Regions from separate parts of the Homo sapiens genome. Here region 2 is linked to region 1. A link is a contact called in ENCODE POLR2A ChIA-PET data. All regions are on one chromosome and are shown on one strand. The core of a region is the stretch at or near the end of the contact, and the rest is flanking DNA. Distances in the headings are between cores, read along the strand shown.

What was found. ChIA-PET counts read pairs that join two places held with the same protein, here RNA polymerase II (POLR2A).
Region 2: POLR2A ChIA-PET joins it to region 1 with 19 read pairs in PC-9. The contact joins the enhancer-like site here to the promoter of ZAP70 in region 1. POLR2A ChIA-PET finds 5 or more read pairs at or near these places in 2 of 52 experiments (PC-9 and activated T-cell).

The regions. Positions count from the first base shown.
Region 1 is chr2:97,709,860-97,715,278 of GRCh38, forward strand. It overlaps ZAP70 (zeta chain of T cell receptor associated protein kinase 70), which reads left to right and starts at 3,717. Exons shown (of 14, transcript NM_001079.4): 1 at 3,717-3,815; 2 at 4,057-4,135. RefSeq lists a silencer at 1,362-1,551 and an enhancer at 3,525-4,498.
Region 2 is chr2:98,708,293-98,713,925 of GRCh38, forward strand. The region is part of intron 2 of MGAT4A (alpha-1,3-mannosyl-glycoprotein 4-beta-N-acetylglucosaminyltransferase A); the gene reads right to left. Among named protein-coding and RNA genes, the nearest start is that of MGAT4A, 20 kb to the right of the region's middle. Within about 2 kb of position 1,484, at least 5 of the 41 ENCODE cell types and tissues checked have a DNase peak (open chromatin) inside an H3K27ac peak, as active enhancers do.

The DNA.
Region 1 (5,419 bases), core at 2,467-4,966:
TTTGAAGGCTTCCGAAGGAGCCATCCACTTGAGAAGCCCCCAGGGGAGAGCACAGCATGTGGCTGCTGTGGTCAAGCAATTCTTTTCTGACTTAAACCAGCTGGATTAATTTTTTTTATTTCAGGGCAGGGCGGTGGTCACTTTCAGCCTTCAGGGACGCCTGAGTTGTGCTTGGCAGCCTGCAATACTGGAGAGCTGCCCCTGGAGGGCGCAAGGGAATCCCGTTGCTGCACTCGGACGCGCAGTCACTAGACATGAGAGATGACGGTGGTGGTAGCAGTAATGGAGCATTTGCCTTTAGGCCTCTTTTAACTTTCACAACAGCCTACAAGACAGGTACCATTATCCCCGTTTCCTAAGGGAGGAAACCAAGGCGCAGAGAGGCTAAGTAACGTGCTCACGGTCCCTCAGGGTTAAGTGGCAGAACCAGAAAAGAACCAGAAGGAAAGGAGATACAAGTCACCATTTTTGGCCTGGCGCGGTGGCTCACGCCTGTAATCCCAGCACTTTGGGAGGCCGAGACGGGTGGATCACGAGGTCAGGAGATCGAGACCATCCTGGCTAACGGTGAAACTCCGTCTCTACTAAAAATACAAAAAATTAGCCGGGCGCGGTGGCGGGCGCCTGTGGTCCCAGCTGCTTGGGAGGCTGAGGGAGGAGAACGGCGTGAACCCGGGAGGCGGAGCTTGCAGTGAGCCGAGATAGCGCCACTGCAGTCCGGCCTGTGTGAAAGAGCGAGACTCCGTCTCAAAAAAAAAAAAAAAAAAAGTCACCATTTTTCTGTACACCCAGAGGGAATCCAGGAGGGGCCCTGGATGGACCTGTTTCCTTTGGGGCTCATTGCACTGGGGTGTATCTCCTCTCGGGCCTGCTGGAGCCTCCACCCTATCTCCCTGCTGCACGTCTCCCAGCAGTGGCTTGTGTTCTCTTAACTGTGCAGCCAGATTGGACCTGCTCAGCTCCAGGTGAAATGGACAGAAAGCCCATCCCTGCCCGGTCTGAGGATTGGGAAGCCTTCCTGGAGGAAAACACGCTTAATTGGAGACCTGAAAGAGGACTAGGAAATAGGCAGGTGAAGAGGTGTGGGCAAAGACCTGAGGATATGGGGGTGACTGATGAATTTCTTCGAGGCTCTTGGCATGAGTAGAGTGAATGTTTACCCCAACCCGATGAGGCAAAGGCACCGCAACTTTCCTAGCCCACATTTCCATCCGTTTGCCCTTTACTGTAAACATTCAAAAGATGCATCCACCTCCTTCCACTCTGGCAGAACAGAGGACCTTATCTGCATGCCAATCTCGGATTATCTGTAGCCCAATCTCAGAGCTGTCTGAGCACTGGGCTTTGTAGTTTCCAGACCAGCCTCTGGGACAGGAAGTGGGGGGCTCAAGGGTTGTAGGGCCAGTGCCTTGCAGAGGCTGGGAATCCCCTTCTCAGGACCTGAAGACCCTGGAAACTGGAAGCCCCCCACCCACACAGAGGCACCCTGTCCCATAGCTGGCTCAGCTTCCAGCTCCCTGGGGCGCTGGCCTCCTTCGGGGAGATATTTTACAACCAAAGTTTTCTTCTTTTATGTCCAGCAGCACGTGGGTGGGGTCAGGCTGCCTGGGCTGCAATCCCACCTGGCCACTTGGCATCTCTTAACCTCTCTGGGCTTTACTTACCTTATCTGGAAAATAGGTTGAATGGCTTATTAATTGTGATGTGCGTACAGCAATGTCTGGCACATAATCAGTGCGACTCTCATTATTGTAGTATGAATGTGATTTGATGCTGTAATTTCTCCTCTCTTCAGGGTGCCGGTGTCTTTTTCTCTCAATACTCCAAGAAATGAGCGTCCAGCATGGATGTGAAGGGATGCTTGCTGCACCTGGAGTTTCAAGATGCCGCTGGGGAAAAGGGAGGCTGCTAGCAAACACCATTTTGGAGGGGGCTGTATGAAGGAGAAAAGTAGCCTAGAGCCGGAACTCAGATTTTCTAAAGGGGATTCAGGCGGCCAGAGGATAGTAGAGGGCCAGAAAGGAGGTCCCCAAGGAGGCTTCGGGGTAGGGTGTGAGGGGATCCTCAGGCAGACTGGGGAGCTGAGCCTGTTGTAACCGAGCGAGTTACAGAGAAACGCCGCACTTTGAGACGAATTCAGGGGTCCTTTATTAGCTGGCGACTGAGAGACAGCTAGTGCTCAAAATTCTCTCAGCCCCAAAGAAGGGGCTTGATTTTCTTTTATACTTTGGTTTAGAAAGGACAGGTGGGGGTCTAAAACAATCTTACAGAAGTAAAGCAGGCAAAAAGTTAAAAGGATAAATGGTTACGGGAAAGCAAACAGTTCCAGGTGCAGGGGCTTAAAATCTATCACAAGGTGATAGACACGGGGCTTTGGGCGTTATCAACCGGACACAAACGCCGGGGCTCTGGGTGCTATTAACCGGGCGAATTCCTGGGAACTGCGGATATAGCTTGCCACAGTATCTTATCAGTTAATTGCATTCTTGGATGTGCTGGGAGTCAGCTTGCACAAATTAAGTCCTTGAGGAAGCGGGGTGGGTAAGGGGCTGCAAATGAAAGAGCCAAGATGGAGTCTGTCTGGCTCTCTTAGCTAAGGGAGAGTCAATTCAGGTTAAAACAAGGTAGGGTATCACAAGCCCACTTAACAAGGGCAGCAGGACCCCAAGAAGAAAAGCTTTAGGAGTCTCCACAGTGGGCCCAGGGCAGTTCCACACAGGTCTCTGAGGCCCCACAGACAGGAGAGCTGTGACGACTCCCTTAGTGCCCAAGAAAGCAAGGAGGTGGTGGGCAAGGGGCTCCCAGAGGCCTTGGGGCACTAGAGGGGAGATGGAGCCGAGGGAGTGGCTCTGCAGGCCCCTCTCTGAGAGAGTGCATGAGGTGTGGCCCCAGGCCCAAGGGTAGGGGGTGCACAGGGTGAGGGAAGGGAGGAGAGGAAGAGGAGGAGGAGGTGGTGGCCACAGCGGGATGGCACTCAGCCAGGTTCAGCTTCGTGGGAAAGGTCCCAGGTGGGCCGGGCTAGCACTGGGGATGCCCTGGCTCTGTGTCTCGGTTGGGTGGCTGACTCCTCCTGGAACGCATCCCTGACATCCTCCAGGCTGGCTTGGGGATACTCTGGGGACACACAGTGCCCAGGCTTCCGGCCTCCCAGCCCTGGCTCCCTGTGGACTCAGCTGCCCCCAACAAGCCTGCGAGCCACTGGAGAGCAAGGGCAGGCTGTCCTTGCCATCCAGATGCCTGGCACAGAAGGGGTTCTCACCTTCGGGGTATGGGCTGACTCAGTGGGTTTCTCCTCCCTCCAGCTCTAACCTGCCTGTGGAATAAACAAATCACTCCTCTGGGTTGTCTAGCTGGTGCAGGCCCCAGGGCGACGCCCCTTTGAGGGGAAAATGGGGGCATTCCAGTTTCCATGAGCCCTGGGACTCCCCTCCTTCCCACCACTGCTGCCTACCCTCCGGTTCCAGGTATGCAGGCTTCCTCCCTTCTGACGGTTCCTGCTGCTGGAGTCGTCCTTCCTGAAACCCTGCCTTTGCTTAGCCTCATTCCCATCTCTCAGTCCCATCCTGCAGCTGGGCAGGCAGTGCTGGGCCCCGGAAATGCCCTCTGCCTCCCTGGAGCACGTGGCCTGTGATTTTCCTTGAGCACAGCACTTTGTGACTTTGATGTAAACATCAAACACAGCCCCCTTTCCTGTCTTCGCATCCAGGAAATAGGTTAGTTTCAGACAAGCCTGCTTGCCGGAGCTCAGCAGACACCAGGCCTTCCGGGCAGGCCTGGCCCACCGTGGGCCTCAGAGCTGCTGCTGGGGCATTCAGGTAAGCGGCTGTCCTCGGGCCTTCTGCCTGTGTCCTGCCACCAGGGCCACCCCAGGGGGCTCTGGGAGACCTGGCAGAGGATGAACCCCCCCCATCCATGAGTGAGAAACCCTGGCGGGGTGTGACATCCTCCCCCGGGGTGTGTGCGGAGAGTGTGAGCGGCAGGGCCTCCCTCTCAGGCTGGGGGCTTGGGCTGCAGGGAAATCCAAACCGGCTTTGTAAGCCCCGATTCCTCACCCAGAACCGGCTCTCCATTGGCATTGGGACCAGAGACCCCGCAAGTGGCCTGTTTGCCTGGACATCCACCTGTACGTCCCCAGGTAAGTGGTGCCTGGGTGGAGTGGCACCTGGCCACCGTCTCCATGGTGGGCTGTGTCTGGAGGAGGAAGACAGAATATTAACTGGGAGTCAGGAGGTTGCTGGGAGGACCAGGAGAGCTGGAGGACTGGGCTGGGTGGTGACTGGCTGGAGATGGAGGCAGACGGGGCTTGTGGCCACGCTGAGGGAAGCAGCTCCCCCTCCAGAGGCTTGGCCGAGCGGGGCTGTTCAGGGGACACGGTGAGGCCTGCTCAGTCCCTGGGCTCCTGCTGGGCCCTGTTTGGCTGCATCCTTGGCTCTCGGAGGCAGAGAAACCTCCAGAGAAAGCGCATGTGCACTCTGTGAAGATGAGGGGGCTGCTCACCAGGGCCGTGAGCTCCATCAGCAGAATGCTGTGATTCCTGTGAGGAGTCCAGGGCAGGCTTGAGCCACTTGTAGGCGAGCTCAGGTTAGAGGAAGACCTGGAGAGAGAAAGAGCAAAACACCGAGTTCTCCTCAACTGCTGTGTGTTCTCGGCAAGTTGCTTGGCCTCTCTGACCTCAGTTTGTGCATCTGTTAAATGCACATGCAGATATGGGCACCTGGCAGGCGCCTGGTTCCTGACTGTTGGCGAGAGGCTGGGAAATGTGTCCCAGGTAGGAAGCATCCCCGACAGGAAGGAACAGGAGTTCATGAGGTGAGCAGCTCGAGATGATTCATTACTCTCGTCTTGGTTGGAACAGTAGGCAGACAGGAGGTGTTTAATAATGCCTTGCTGAGAGATCAGGGTCAGGGACTCCTAAGGTGCCACCTGTGAAGCTGCCTCCTGCTGAATCCAGAGCTTCCTTTTCCTCTTCACACCTGCCCTCCATCCTCAGCCCCACTGCCCTGGCAGTGTTGCGGGGGTGGTGTTGATGTGCACACTCTGGAGCCTGGGGGCCTGGCTTCACATTCTGGCTCTGCCACTCACCAGCTGTGTGACTGGACCAGTCACCGCATCTCTCTGTGCTTCCCTCCCAGGGCTCTCGGGAGGATAAAGAGAGTGACTGTATCCACACTGCCCGGCACATACAGGTGCTGCAGAAAGGTCTCACTAAAACCCTCATTATCCTCACTAGCTCTGGGTGGCCTCGGGCTCTGGACTCCACAGTTCCTGTATGCTCTCCGGGGCTGCAGCACCCAGACCACCCCGTGCTGACCACTCCCTGCCCCACCCCAAGGTACAGGGTTAAGGCAGCCATTCTCATCAGAGCCAATTTTACCTCCTCCCGTCTCCCTGGGACAGTTGATAGTGCCTGGAGACAGTT
Region 2 (5,633 bases), core at 234-2,733, 1.0 Mb after region 1:
CTTTTCAGGTCCGTGATAAAAGGAAAATATTATAAGATTAATGAGATTTACTAATTAGATATACTCGCTGATAATGTGTTTTATTTTAATGAAAAGCCATGAGATTTATAAGTACCCTCCTCTGCATCAAAACAATAAACCTGAAATCCTAAAGTCTAACATTATGTGTAATTATTTCTAGAAAAAAAAAGTTATACCTGCCGTAAACTTTGGCATATATTTTGCTAGGAAGACACTTCAGCAGTTACACTTAGTAACAAAACAAAGATCCACTGCCTCACTCCAGTTAACACGTGCCTCTTCCAGAAATACCAGCAACCAGTAATGTAGATGCTTCCATTTAAAGGGAACGTTGCTGGAGTAAACAACAGATTTTTGCATGATTCAAGTATCCTTTAACTAATGGCAGCATGAACTGATTTTTCAACCTAAAAACAACAGTTAAACTGGTTGTTTAACCATCAGGTTAAACTAGTTTTTTGCCAGCTTTCTTAAATTGAAACTGTGCACTTAAAAAGAAATGCAACATAAACAATAGGGTGAGAATATAATTAAATACTAGCTAAGAAGATACAGTTTTGTAAAAAGTATACAAAGAAATCACATTGGGTGACAGACAACGTGAGCATCCCAGAAGCTCATCTGTGGAGGACTCATCCAGAGAACACGGCTCTACTGCCCTGGAGGCAGTGGGCATTCCCTGAGAGCCGATTCAGGCTGTACACCCCATGGAGTCAGACACACCTAGGTTCAGACCTTCTTTCTGAATTCACTTTCTAGTCATCTCATATAGCTGGATTAAGTACTTTGCTAATTGCCTGAGTGTCTTCATGTCAAACAGGGATATTAATACTCACTTCCTTCCCTAGAGCTGTAGTGTGGACTAAATGAGACCACGGAGAAAAAGGCGGTCTACAAAGGGTACTCTTCACTGCTCCCAAACACCAACTCTAAGCTTGTTTTCAGTCTATAAGCTACAGGCTTATTTCCCCTGAAATGACAGCACCATACAGCAATAATGGAGGTCCAATCGGTTCTATTATTTCTCTGCACAACTGTCTACAAACAAATGGGACTTTATTACTGATTTAAAAAGGGGAAAACAGGAATGGACAAAGGATAGATTTTGTCTATTTTAGGGAGAATGTTGCAGAATTACAAAAGAGGCAACAAGATAAATGCATATTATGAGGCGCAACAAAAATAAGACATTTTACAAGTCTTGAAGTTCAAGTTTTTAAGTTTAACTTACACCAACTTAATGAAAGAACAACCCAGTAGAAGGGAAAAACCTAACATGGTAGCCAACCACTGGACATCCAGTTCAGGAGTATGAGATTTCCTGGAACATTTACCTCCTTTTTCCACAACTCACACACAGGATTTGTGAAGAATGTTTTTCAAAATTTTTGGTACTTTGAAACAGCAACCAAGCTGCCAACAGAAGCCTCTCTACACACAAGCTTGCCAGGACAAACAAAGGGGTAAATTCAAGCCATGACTGGCCATCTGCCACAGCATAAAGCAAGAGATAAACTAGTTGGCAAACTCTTTCCCTAGCCCACAACACTTTTCACATTCTCCTTTAAGTAAGAAATTCAGGCTACCCAGTTTCCCTATAAAACTCCAGTCCTATTAGAACTTCACTTTAGTGAGCTGGAGTTCACCAACACAGAGCAAAGTCTTAGCCATCAATGAAATCTCACTGAAAAGGAGAGTAGAGCAACATGACTGGTTAAATTGGAAAAAAAAACAATCAATGACCATTTCCCAAAAACAACAGGAACACTTTTGTCCATCACTAACCCTCATAGACACCCAAATTTTGAAGTCTCTAAAACAACTCCTCGTGAAAGGAACTAGGATCTTAAGACATAGCTAATTCCACATCATCAGACAGGAAAATAAAAACCAGGATGGGTCTGCAAGCATGGAAACAGGGTAAGAATGCAAGAGTGCTTTCAAGGATGTCAGGGGAGAATGCAGAAGAGGCAAAGAAAACAGCCTAACATGGTATCCGGTAGCCAGGTTGTGACAATGTAGATATTAAAAGAAAACAAATTATATTTAGTGGATATACATTTGAAAACAAAAAAAGTTATTCCAAAAAAGTTGAAATGCAAAAATTTAAAGACAAGGAATATGATTAATTTTGTGTCAGTTTGGGTTGTTGTTGTTTTTTGTTTTGAGACAGTCTCACTCCATCACCTAGGCTGGAGTGCAGTGGCCCGAACTCGGCTCACTGCAAACTTCACCTCCCCAGTTCAAGTGATTCTCCTGCCTCAGCCTCCTGAGTAGGTGGAACTACAGGCACGCACCACCATGCCTGGCTAATTTTTGTATTTTTAGTACAGATGGGGGGCGGGGAGGCGGACAGTTCACCATGTTGCCCAGGCTAGTCTTGACCTCCGGAACTCAAGTGATCTACCAAAGTGCTGGGATTACAGGCGTGAGCTACTGTGCCCAGTAATTTTTTTCTGAATTTGAATAAGTAGAAGACAGTCAATACATTTGTTATTTCCTTCCTCTAATAAGTATGTCTGCTTATATAGAAAATTTTGTCTATCTGTGTGTACAATAATGAAGGAAGGAAAAAGGAAGTTCTGTGCAAACCCACAGTTTTGGAGCAAAATAAGAAGTATAAGAAGAACGGCGGGTGGGGAGGAAGATAAGCACAGTGGTCACATAAAGAAGTTGGGTTAAAAAAAAATCAGTGATCTGTCGTAAAATAACCAAGATGCTAGACTAGACCTCTTGTCTGAGAAGAAGAAAAAAACTCTAAGTGGCCTTCTAATCAGAAGATCCCAACAAGAAATGCTTAAGTTTGCAATCTCTCTACTAAGTCGATATAATGACAAGTGGTCGGTAAGGAATGCTATTCCATAGGGGAAACACCAGCCTGGGCAAAACTAAAATCTATATGATAAATTTGAGCTCAAAAGGCCTCATTAAACTAACAAGTTAATTTGGAAAAAAAAAAAAAAAAAAGGACCCAGACAACAAGTAACCTAGATTTAAATTACATCGGGGGAAGCAACCAGGTTCCTGGCCCCTACTCAATGCTCAGTCAATAATCCTGATCACATTTGACACGAATGGTCCCAGAAGACACTCACTTTTTTATTTTCCAGCTTGATGAGATTTCTAAAATCCCAGAAAGGTATAAAAATGAGAATTACTATTAACTTTAGGAAGGTTTAGAGATGAAGAAATTAATGAAAAAGCCCATAGTATTGCTAATTAATAATAAGTTTAAATATAAATATGGTAGTTTTACAATATTTGTGCTTGTTTTTATATTGATTGAGGTGTTTGAAGTTCAAAAAAAAAATCAGCTAACCACTTAAGTAACTTACAAGAGAAAAAAAGACATGTGTTCACACGTGCATAAGTACCACGTTAGCCTCAATCATGGCTCACTGCAGCCTCAACCTCCCAGTCCTCAAGCAATCCTCCTGCCTCAGCTTCCTCAGTAGCTGGGACCACAGACAAAAGCCATCACACTCGGCTAATTTTTACATTTTTTGTAGAGATGGAGTCTTACTTTGTTGCCCAGGCTCATTTCAAGGGATCCTCCTGCCTCAACTTCCCAAAGTGTTGGGATTATGGGCATGAGTCACCACACACAGCAGGATATTTTATAGCAAGTAAAATTTAGGATAAAGTAGTAACATAATGACACTCTTCACCAGAAATTCCTGCCGAGCCCTTCAGATCTCTCGTCACCTTTACTGCTACCATCCCTGCTCCCAGCTCTAACAGTCCCTGTCCCCTCCTCATTCCCTCAGTCTCCTCCACTCTTCTCCATCCTTCGTGCATCTGGACCTGTATTCATCAGACCAAACACTACACGTGCCCACTCCTTGGTTCAATCCAACATCCACCTTCCCTATTAACACAGCGAATACCTTTCTCCCCCATTAAATTCCTATCTTCTTTTCAGACCAACTCCAACACCGCTTCTTGTGAGAATCCTTTCCAGAATCCCTCATCTGAATGTGCTGTTTTTACCCCAGTGCTATCATAGCACTGTGTTCACACCTCCATGAATGCATGAGTAACACTACTGATTCTCATCACTTGTCTGGGTCCTTCAGAGATGCACCATGAGAAAGACTCCTTTTTAAAAAGCTGCTGACCCGACAACTGAAATAGTTGTGTACCAATATGTGCACCAAAATACAGGAAAGACAGGTAAATGCTGAAATGTTGTACTTCTGGAGTTTGTTACACAGGTGTGCCCCTTTGTGACAACTCATAGAGCTGTACACTTATGATTTGTGCACTTTTTACATCTTTCTTATACTTAAAACATTACTTAAGAGAAACTGCTCTGAATGCAATAAATATCTAAACCTGCTGAACTGAAGACGGATTCACACGCCAACCCCTCATCTTGGTTAGAAAATCATATTATCTCATCTCAACTGTGGAGGGAAGACAAAACCCTGACATGTGAACATTTACTATTATTTAAGCTGGAAACAAACTTTACCAAATGAATACTGACTATAATTTGCTTTAAGTTACTTTCTAGCTTCCTAGTGGAAATACACAGAACAGAGCTTCTTAAAAAATGCCCTTTTGGGCCAGGCACAGTGGCTCATGCCTGTAATCCCAGCACTTTAGCAAGCTGAGGTGGGAGGATTGCTTGAGCTCAGGAGTTTGAGAGCAGCCTTGGCAACACTGTGAGACCTCACCTCTACTAAAAATACATTTTTAAAAAATTAGCCTGGTGTGATGGCACACACCTGTAGTCCCAGCTAGTCAAGAGGTTAAGGTGGGAGGATTGCTTGAGCCCAGAGGCTGCAGTGAGCCTGGAGATGGAGGATGCAGTGGGCCGAGATCACACCACAGCACTCCAGCCTGGGCAACAGGGCAAGATCATGTCTCAAAAAAAAAAAAAAAAAAAAAAAAGCCGTTTATCTTTAGGTTTTGAAAAGTAAATATTAATAGACATGCAAAATATACTTCAGCAAAAAAAGATACAGAATCTACTTTTCCCAAATAAGTTATTTAAATCTAAATGTTAATCAAATCAACTCTATCCCCAGACTTTCATGTTTACAACATAATTGGCAACTAGAGTTTTCTCCCAAAAACTAAATTCTTGCTTTACCGTGGTTTGAATAAAAAAATTAAGGCTAAATCTAATCTTAAAAAAAAAAAAAAACAAACAAACCCGTAGGCCAGGCACAGTGGCTCACATCTGTAATCCCAGCACTCTGAGAGGCTGAGACAGGTGGATCACTTGAGGTCAGGAGTTCCAGACCAGCCTGGCCAACATGGCGAAACCCTGTCTACACTAAAAATACAAAAGAAATCCAGGAAGCATAAATCAGAAAATAGTGAGACTGAACACCTACAAGGGATGGATGGGTAGAAACAAGGAAGGAATAGAAATGGGACAGGAGGAATGAGAAGAGACACATCTCTCAGCATACCTTTTTTACTGTTCTGACTCAGAACCAACATGTTTCACATATCCAAAATGTAAATAATTGCAATTAGCATGACATGGGAGAAACCCAAAACAGAATACAAACAGTAATATATTGACCTAACAGATTATAAATAAATAACATAACCACACGGAAGAGGAAGTGACTAAAATGTAACCTAAGTAACTTTAG